Regions from separate parts of the Homo sapiens genome. Here region 1 is linked to region 2. A link is a contact called in ENCODE Hi-C or POLR2A ChIA-PET data. All regions are on one chromosome and are shown on one strand. Each heading gives the region's core, a stretch centred on a gene start or an enhancer-like site at or near the end of the contact. The rest is flanking DNA. Distances are from core to core; before and after follow the strand shown.

Region 1 (5,235 bases), core at 380-2,879, 36 kb before region 2:
GGCATCCTCTGGAAATGTTGAGGACAATATCTCAGGAATTGCCTTTGCGGTCAGCATCTATACTACCTGCAAGAATAACTACTAGAACCTTTTTCATGTGCTACATCTTTTTTTTTCTTGAGGCTGATAGAGAGTAGGAAGGACAGGAATACAAGTGATGTATAAAACATGGCACAGAGCTAATGAGGTGGAATTAGGCATAGTGGAGGGAACTAACCTCTCTGAGCCCCATTTATTATATCTGCAAAGTGGAGCTAACATTTGCCCTATCTTCTTCATGGAGTTGTTGTGAAGATCCTCTGAGACCCATCTGTTTTCCAAATTCTCCTGTTCGTCAGAATCGCCTGAGAGTAGTTAAAATACACATCTCCAGGCCCTTGTACCAAGGGATTCTAGTTCAGTAGGCCTGGGGTGAGGCTTGAGAATCTGTATTCTTAAATATTCTCAGGTGATTTTTATGATCCAGCAAATTTAGAAGGGACGGGTACACCGTATGTTAAGTGCTCTCCAAGATACAGTACTCTTAGGAATTAAGAGGCTTGCACAAGAAGTAATTAGAAAGTAGTTCAAGACTGCACCTATGCATATCACTCCATTTTAAATTGGGCAAAGCTCTGGATTATAGGAATTCTAAGCATCCACTACATTCTGGAACTTGAACTTTGGTGGGTAAGTCCCTGGGATCCGTAGGTGAAACTAATGGCTATGTGAAATTTGCAATGTTTGTGCAGAAATGGGAATCTTTGTGTCCACCAGGAGGATCCATGAGGAAGGGCCCTTACTCTCCTAAGACATGTGCAGCCCACACTACTTAGATGAGCCCTGAGTCAATAGCAGGTGCTTATCAACCAAATATCTAGGTCATTCTGTGAATGTTCTTTATAGTTAAATAGACTCTGGAGGTGAAACTGTCATTACTCACCCACTAAAGAAATGAACTTGGAGAAATGGAAGAGAGAGCAGTTTCTTGTCTGTGAAAGCACATGGAAATGGTGATAGAGATCAGGTATGGCTGTATTTATGAATCATTATTGATGCAGAACCACTTCATACCATGTCAGAGAAGAATAAATTGGATAACAATGGGATGACAGCATCATCTAATCTAATGTTAGTGTGACTTAATAGTTACATTTTAGCTGCCAAGTAGGGCATGTGGAGTGGGTGCTGAGATTCTCAGCTCACAGTGGTTCTAGCCAAGGATCATAACAGGAGTGGTGGGTATACTCTCCTACTCAAGGAATCCCATTCCAGGGCAAGGTGAAATGGGGTGAGTAAGGCTTTTAAGAGATGATGATTATTATGTTATGATTTGTTCCTACTGTATGCTGTCGTAGCAGAAAATGCCCTGTTGTCTGTTTGCAGTGGTAATGGATTATAGCTTGGCTTTAGATGAGATGGAAAAGAAAAATGGGTCTTCATTTCTTCCCCTCTCCACCCTGAGGATGATAGATGATTAAAAACAAAACAAAACTAAAAAAAAACCCCTCTATCCTCATGAGACATTTTTTGTTAATTGTCTCTTTGTAGCTAGTGTAGCTAGCTGTAACCAGCCAGGCTGGTTAGTGATAGAAGTAAACAGTCATGTCTCTGACCTCTGAGGGCTGACAGCTGTAGTTAGTGATACTGAGTTAGTCATAAAGCTCACAGAGGTAAATGAGCAAGCCTTGAATGTTGAAAGAGTACGCTGAAGAAGGTCTAAGCATTTTGTACAAAATGGGTGTTACATTTAGTTTTAGTATTCAGCGATTTCATGAAAGGAAGGAGATTTGCAGAGGTTCCCTGTTCAGATAGGCGACTCGTTGAGGGAAGTTTTCTAGTAGCTGCTGCAATTTCAGAAGTGTGTTCCATGACTGAAGAGATAGAAAGGAGACTATGGTACATGGGGAAGGAAATTCTCTCTGCTGGGCTCTCGGTACTCTCCCCTGACTGCCTTGCTCCCCTGCAAGGCATACACACACTGCTTTAAAATATAGGGGATTTATTTTTCTTGTGAATGTGAAACACTGAATCAGCAGGTGCTAATTGGAAATAGAGTTTTGTGGACTACTCAAGGACAGCAGTGTTTCCCTTTGGGGCCACAAACTGGACTTTATAATTTCCTATTGAATCACTGCAACAGGCTTCAGCCAGCCTTTGTTTAAGGGGTGTCCTAATACTTTCCAAGATCCTGCACCAATTATTGTGTACATCTGGAGAAGACAGGGCTCACAATCTCCAGGTTTTTCCATAAACCATAAAACCTATTTGTTCTGAGAAATACTTAAAGATTGGGGAAAAAATTACTAGGTATTTCTGAGATTAGTCTGAGGGCATACATCAATTAATTTTTTATTGAGCAAAGAAAATCACATCTACATAAAATATGTAGTTTAAAAAAATCATCTTTGCTACAGAGATTCAACATACTGGTTCTTTAGTATAGGATCTAATTTCACCAAAGTAATTGAATCTCACAGTTCTCTGAAACATTTTCAAAGATAGAGGTGTGTTTAGGATTTAATGGTGACCCACCTTCTTCAGCATATCCATATGCTGGTTTACTTCCACGAATTTCTAAGTACCATTAATGGAAATTGAATGTGCCTTTCTCTAAGGGAAATATTAACAGAAAGTTATGCTTTTGTGAGAAGGGCATTTTAATAATTTGATTCTGGTACCATCTTTTTCATCCTTGGAAGAACCACAGCTTGGTGGGTGGCCACCCTGTTTCTGATAGGAACAGTGAGTTTCCATTTTACAGATTGGGACACTGAGGACCAGAGGACAAATAAATCATTTTTGGCTAGCATTGGAGTCAGTAACAAAAATGTCAGACAAATTCCATAGCTCAATGAGGATGACAATGTCTCTTCATTTCAAATGTATGCAGTTGGGAAATTAGGAAATAATACATCTGATTGTATTAAAAATGCTAAAATCTGCTCTTCTAGTTCCAGCTCTGTTCTTTCCCCTGCATTTTTTTTTTTTTTTTTTTTTTTTTTTTTTATAGACAGAGTCTCGTTCTGTCACCAGGCTGGAGTGCAGTGGTGCAATCTCGGCTCACTGCAACCTCTGCTTCCCTGGTTCAACCTCTGCCTCCCTGGTTCGAGTGATTCTCCTGCCTCAGCCTCCTGAATAGCTGGGATTAAAGGCCTGTGCCACCACGTCCAGCTAATTTTTGTATGTTTAGTAGAGACAGGGTTTTACTATGTTGGCCAGGATGGTCTCGATCTCCTGACCTTGTGATCCTCCCGCCTCGGCCTCCCAAAGTGCTGGGATTACAGGTGTCAGCCACCGCACCCGGCCTCCCCTCCTTCTTGACCTGATCTGTAACTGTAAGAACTCTCATAATGGCCAGTGCCCCTGTCTTGGAGAGTGTTCTGTTAGAAGAGGGGTAAATTCTTCCTGAGCCAACCAATGATCAGTCATGCCTGGCAGCATGAGTTTTGATTCCCCTTAATTAAGTATGTATAACTTCAAATGATCCTAATGGTGACACAATTATCTGGTCCTCTTTAATATGCGACCAGGGTTCTTGGTCCTCTAGTTAACATGGGTTATTTTTAAACATAAGCCCTTATTGTTTGGCATTTGTTTCTGTGTCTTCTAAACCAAACCAAACCAAACCAGCCAAACAGAACCCCTCTCCAAAAAACCCCCACCAAAATCCAAACAGACAAACCAACAAAAACCACCAGCACCACCATCCTAACCTGAGTATATGTTGCCGTTCCACCAGAGAAGGAATGCAAACACTCAGTGCAGTTTGTAACACCTTCGTGCATTTCACATCTCACATTTCTGTTCTTTCTTTCTTTTTCTTTCTGTTTTCTTTTTTTTTTTTCTGCTGCCCATGAGTTTCATTTTCCCATGTGCCGTTATATTAATGTTTTTCCCTGCTGGCTTCCCAGCCCGGGGGTCACAGCTTGTGTTTCACAACACAAGACACCCAACCATAAATCTCCTTTAAATAATACAGACGGCAGGAGGGGCACTGTTGAGAGCCAGTCGGTCTGAACAAAGTGGCATTGATGCATGGCAAGCGGAGCAGCTTGACCACAGCCCGGCTGGACAGGTAGAGTGTGGAGCAGCCTTTATTCAAGGGGAGGAAGGCATGTGCTCTGCATGGCTCCAAAGAGCCAACCCGTCCTGGTTCTCAGTATGAGTTGGCTGCCAATCACCGAGGTTTCCAGAGAATAATCACGCCACCTCTTCCTGGCTCCAGTTGGAACACCCAATTAACATAATTTGTGTTTGGAGGTGCAAACGCATCTCCTCCATTATAAATCTACATTTCTTGAGGCCTCTTGGCCATATTTAAAATGAGGTTGGGAACTGTCAGGGTGGAAGTAACAATACACACTTGATCAGAATACATGATGCATTGTGACGAGGCTGTTTCCTTATTCTAAAACCTAGAGTGGTTAATTTAAGGGGCCTGGAAAAAAAGCTTGATTGGAGTTAATGGGAGCCTTGCTTGCAAAGGAGCTTGCTAAGATGGGAAAGGAAAAAGATGAGGGTTTACCTAGGGATTTGTTAGCACAAACAAAAATTATAACAACTTATTGACACCCCTCAGCCAAGATATCATGTTAAGTTAATTTATCTGTGGCAATACCTTTTGTGAACAAAGATATGTGCAAATCTATGTAGACATACATAGAGATGATGTGGACAAGGTATACAAAGATATTTAGTTTGTGCACAAAGATAAAAAATGCATGTATGGGTGTGTACACCCTCCCCAACAGTTTGGGAAATAATTGTCAAGCACAGCAGGTACTGTGTATTTTAAGTAAAGATGAGGATATAGTGAGAGGAGCCACAAAGTTTCTTTCGACTGACAAGTCTTTTCAGGATTTATGCCTTGCTCATCAGTTGCCAAACTCCAGCTCAGTAATTTTTGTCTGCCAAAACTCGGTGGTGGGGTGTTGGGGAGAAGATTAGCATCTCATTTGGTTAATTTTTTTTGGACTCCTTTTTCTACAGCTATTAGTTACACTTCTGAAAAGTCAACACAGCTTCTAATTTCTCGATTACTTAACTCATTGTAGTGGTGTCGGGAGCAGTTTTCATTGAAGTGATTTCTAGAAGCTACTGCATACTTGATAAATGCGCTGAGAACAAAAGAGAGAACACTAATGCAGGGAATGATTGTGCTGGTTTTGGTTGGTTACACCTTTGAGCATTTGTTTTTTTTTTATATTGTTGACATTAATTGCTACTGTAATGTAATAATTGCTTCAAAGATAC
Region 2 (4,802 bases), core at 469-2,968:
AAAACTGAAGTGAATCTGGGTGCAGTAGGAAAAGGAGTTGGTGGAGATAGAGGCTTCAAGAAAATACATGCCAAAAGCCAGTTCACTTGCTCAGTTCTTTACACTTTTACAATAAAACAGGGTATTTCTCTGACTTTGTGGTCTAAAGTCATGCATATTTTGGAGCACCTAAAAGAAAACAGCAAACAGCTTACTTCTATTTGTACCAGGTTAGTGCACGAATGTAAAAAAGACCTCTAAATGTTACCCTCCTATTATGAAAATCCAAAGCTGGGCATGAGCAGAAGAAAGGGAGAGAATCATGCTATTTTTTAATTTCCTTTGTATTAATACAATCGAAAGGGGGCTATCAAAGCATAACACTGGCCTGCCCTCCAGCTGCTGCGGTAGGTGGCGTTTCACTCGGTTGCCTTGAGATTTACAAATTCTAAAGGTATTTTCATGCCTCCAAATTGAACACAAAAGGCAGGCCCATGGAACAGTGGCTCTGAACTTCTTAAACTGAATAATAGGGCAACGTGAAACTTTTTATGGAAAGATGTTGTTTTTCCTGAAGTTCTTGCAGTACAGGTTGTAGGAGCTTCCTTTTCTCTCTATGCCCTCGGAGGTCTCACAAAGCAGCAGGCTCAGTGAGACCGAAAACATCAGTGTGTCTCCCATCTAGGAAGTCTCCAGTAATAACTGGTCCATGTAATGAAAGTTTCTTCTAGCCAAGACTCAAATAGAGAATTCTGATGTAACTTCCTGAAGAGTACACTAGAGGGAAAAGGGGTCGTGGGATTGAGGGTAGAGATACATGAATCTCTCTAAGCCTCAGTTTTCGTATCCTTAAATGGAGACAATAATAATACTACCTATTAGAGGTATTGGGAGGCTAAAGGAGACAGTGCCTGCAAAGTACAGTGCCTGCTTTATTGCAAGCTCACTGTAAATACTTGAGGTTGTTACTGATTTTTGTTCCTGCTAATATTATTATATTTTATATTATTGGCCGTAGTGTTTCAACTAGTCATGTGATACCGAATATGCCATGGAACAGTTTTTTGGCCTCTAAACTTTTCGCATCCACAAAATGAAGCAGTTGGATCAGAAGATATCTAAGGTTCCTTCCTGTGCTAAGATCCTAGAGTCCTAAAGTTCCATTCTTGTTGTTGTAATGAAGTGAAAAGCACACATATTCATACCAAAAGGGTCATAAATTTAAGATTCTTCTGTGGAGGGACTGGGAAAAGTCTTTACAGTTTTAGGTTGTAATTAAGAAAGTGAATTATGCTAAAATTGACTTTAGGAAAACAATGGTGTTTTGTGTAACCACATGGATATCATCTGGGTATATGTAAATAGGAGGCAGGTAAAAATGATGAATGCTAATCTCTGTAAAATTCAAATGAATATTAACTCTTATTCAAATAGCACAAGTACATTGCACAGGGAAATCAAGACGTGAATTCATATAATTTCATTTTTTTCAGCTGTGCACATCCTTTGGTTACAGAAACAGCTCAGAACTTAGGCATTGCTCATTTCCTAATAGAGTATGACATCTGGGCTGCTACTTTTAAATATAGTAGCTTGTTTGCTCAGGCTTATGGCTCAGTAATATTTGTTTTGTCTTATGAATGTAGTGAAAGCAGGGATTACAGGTATTCCTCAAGGACTAATTAGAAATAAAAGCTTATGTATATGAGGGAAGTTTTCGGATAGGAAGTGCTCTTGCTTGAGTCATGAAGTGACACTGGTTTCAGTTTCAATTTTGATACATTGGAACTTGGTACTTTTTGTAGAGTCCATTTGGAAAGGTTAAAAAAATCACTTGGAATTATCTGCAGAAGTTCAGGTTAAAAATTGTTTGTCCTTCTTCCTCGGTTTCAAGCTCCTCTACCCTATTGACAAATTCATACCTTCATTCCTCTGTTTGGATTTTAGGAAATAAATTCAAGAAAAGAAAAATATGTAACTATCATCACTGTTTCCATAAAATAAAGGTGTTCTAGAGATCAAAGAGAGGCCTTGTCTTGGAAATACAATTTGGCCAAAACTGCCTGGTGTGTGTGTGTGTGTGTGTGTGTGTGTGTGTATGTGTGTGTGTGTGCTTGTGTGTGTTCATCTCTCCATGATTCATTCTGAGAGCTGTTTTAGCCTTCATAAAATATTCATGCTAGTTGTGCATGGTTCTATAATTGCCATCTCAGGCCTTGAATTATTTATAGGTTGTACTGTTCACATAGTCTCATTTACTGATAGAGAAGATAACACCATACAAGAGGATCCCAAACACTCTGAGGCCTGTTACTTTGCATTAAGTAGTGGAATTATATTACTGTAGGTGTAAAACACTGGCCTTTTTTTTCCTCCTCTCCCTTTAATATATCATTTTTGTATTTATAATATGCTAATTGTCAGAATGCTGTTAAGCCTCATAATTCCTGCCGAGTCTTGCAGAAATCAAGATGTGGCTGAGATGATTTAGCTCTTGATCTCAGAATGATCGTTCTAAAAAAAACCTGTCTACACACAGCGTAATTTATTGAAATGATGTATGACTTTACATGCATACCTGAGCCCTTTTGTTTTGTACTATTGATCAGTTTGTATGTCTCAGTGTTAACCAACACGTGGTTGGTTTCGGTAGACATTTACCAAGAGCCTTGCAAGCTTGCTGTCCCTAATTAAATACTGAGTCTCAATTCACTTGTGTGACAGTTTCTCTGCACCTATTTATTTTGCTTTCCTAATTCTCCTTTCCCTTTTCTGCCAACTTGATCTTTCTTCCACATAGATTATATTCTTGATATTTATTTGAGGGTAGGAACATGCTATAGGAACATACTATAGTTGTATCTCCTCTCTCTTTTTTTGGTGTTATTTAGTTGCAAAAGTCCATTTAATGTTAATAAATATCAAAAGCCAGATTCACCACAGAGTGTACTTTTCTGGTATTTCATTATCAGTATCCATGTTTAAAGAGGAAAAACAGAAAAATTCATGGCAGCTCATAATCTGCTGATATATTCTAGTTTTCTCCTCTACCAGTGGAAACTCATGAATTTTCCTCTGGCCTAGGAACTTCCAACTCTATACAAATCACTAACAAACAATCCTCCATCTCCTCTCTTTAGGCTGATCAATATTTTCTCTCTAGCCTTCTTTCCATCATACAGGTTGTGTTCCCTTATGTGTGTGATGTGAGCTTTCCCATACCTATATTAGCCAACTCGCAGCTTCTCACTGTTGATCTGCATACTGCTGGTGGTGGTACTTCTCACTGTATACCTACATACTGCTGGATGCTTTTAAGTGGTACCTGTAGGTGTCTTTAAATAGCACTGAATTAGGTGATAAGGAAATCATCTTATTTAAAATTTCTTTTAGTTTTCCTGATGAGGCCAAAGTCCTTGTTTGGTGGGAATCTGTCTTTAACACCTCCCTCACATTTGCTTCATCTTGGTTTTCAATGAGTACCCTGTGGTAGGCAACAGTATCTAGCCAAAATTTAGTAAATTTTTAAAATTTTGTTTACATTCACTTTTAATTATGTTGCTTTCTTTTATCTCAGATAAGTAGTATGGGTTTTCATTCATAGTAGGAATGGAAAGTGTCATTCAAAAATAAGTTTATTAGGGATAAAAGGAAATGAGTCAGTATACATAAAATATTAAGTGAATATTATTATAGGTAAAAATGGCAAAAACTCTGAAGGTGCTGTTATGAGTGATTGAAGTTCAGGGAACACTGTGGCAATGCCAAAATGTGGCGAATCACTCTAGAGAGCTGTGTATTCTATAGAGTCAAAGGGAATGGAAGGGTTGAGTGATGCATAAAAAGAGGATGTAGAATCTAAGATGCTAGTGGGGGTAAAGACGTGCACTTTTGGGCAATTCACTTATCTTTGTCTTTAGACAGTAAAATCCCCACTAACTAGGGTTCTGGTCAGTCGGCTTTTCTAATTGAAGGTTCACTTGTATTGATGAAAATCATTTCTAATGGCACAGGAGTCCCATTTCCACTATAGTAAGTCAGAGTTGAGGGAGAAATTGACTATCATTAATGAATGAAGGTTTTCAGGTTGTTTTAAGCCATTGTGGATCTTGTAATGTTGATTAGCAGTAAAAAAAAAAAAAAAAAAAAAAAAAAAAATTAGTGTCATTCTTGACTGAAGAGCCCTGGACAAAGGTATGGCTTTTGATAAAGCCAAAATATTAGCTTGTTTTGTTATTCAAAGGGAATGTGCTCTGGGAGATTTCTGGTCTACACCCAGGGACAGTGCCTGGCATATTGTAACAGCTTAGCACATACCCATTGTATTGAACTGAATTAATGGTATGTAGCAGGGCTCTGATTAACTAATAGTTCCTCCAAAAATGTACACACAGAAAAGAAAAGTGAAGCATGATTGAAGATGAAATAAGATCATTGTTTCATCTACCAGTGTATCCCACAGAGTAAATGCCTATGTTTGTACACTGGGTGGTGGCCCAGGAATAAATTATGTAGTTCTTAGGAGCTTTCGACAGTTCACTTGACAAGAGTGAATTGTGTGCTAAGCAGGTTTTAAAATTAAAATTCAGATATGAATGTCTTGCATTCTCATTTCCTTCCATTCTATCACCAAAATCAGAAAAGACCAAAAACAGGGCCGGGTGCAGTGGCTCACGCCTGTAATCCCAGCCCTTCAGGATGCCAAGGCTGGTGGATCAGTTCGCGGGGTCAGGAGTTCGAGACCAGCCTGGACAACATGATAAAACCCTGTCTCTACTAAAAATACACAAATTAGCTGGGCATAGTGGTGCATACCTGTAGTT

What was found. Hi-C counts contacts between places; a loop is a spot of excess contacts on that map. ChIA-PET counts read pairs that join two places held with the same protein, here RNA polymerase II (POLR2A). Pooled maps may share reads with other maps.
Region 1: a pooled map shows a loop between it and region 2 (2.9-fold over the local background). The contact joins two enhancer-like sites. A Hi-C loop is called at or near these places in 1 of 168 maps with a recorded cell type or tissue (GM12878), 4 of 37 single-sample maps with no recorded cell type and 8 of 50 pooled maps. POLR2A ChIA-PET finds 5 or more read pairs at or near these places in 3 of 52 experiments (GM12878, activated B cell and activated T-cell).

What each region holds. Positions count from the first base shown.
Region 1 is chr5:158,907,710-158,912,944 of GRCh38, reverse strand. All of the region lies in intron 6 of EBF1 (EBF transcription factor 1), which reads left to right. Among named protein-coding and RNA genes, the nearest start is that of EBF1, 190 kb to the left of the region's middle. Within about 2 kb of position 1,629, at least 2 of the 41 ENCODE cell types and tissues checked have a DNase peak (open chromatin) inside an H3K27ac peak, as active enhancers do.
Region 2 is chr5:158,872,332-158,877,133 of GRCh38, reverse strand. All of the region lies in intron 6 of EBF1 (EBF transcription factor 1), which reads left to right. Among named protein-coding and RNA genes, the nearest start is that of EBF1, 230 kb to the left of the region's middle. Within about 2 kb of position 1,718, at least 2 of the 41 ENCODE cell types and tissues checked have a DNase peak (open chromatin) inside an H3K27ac peak, as active enhancers do.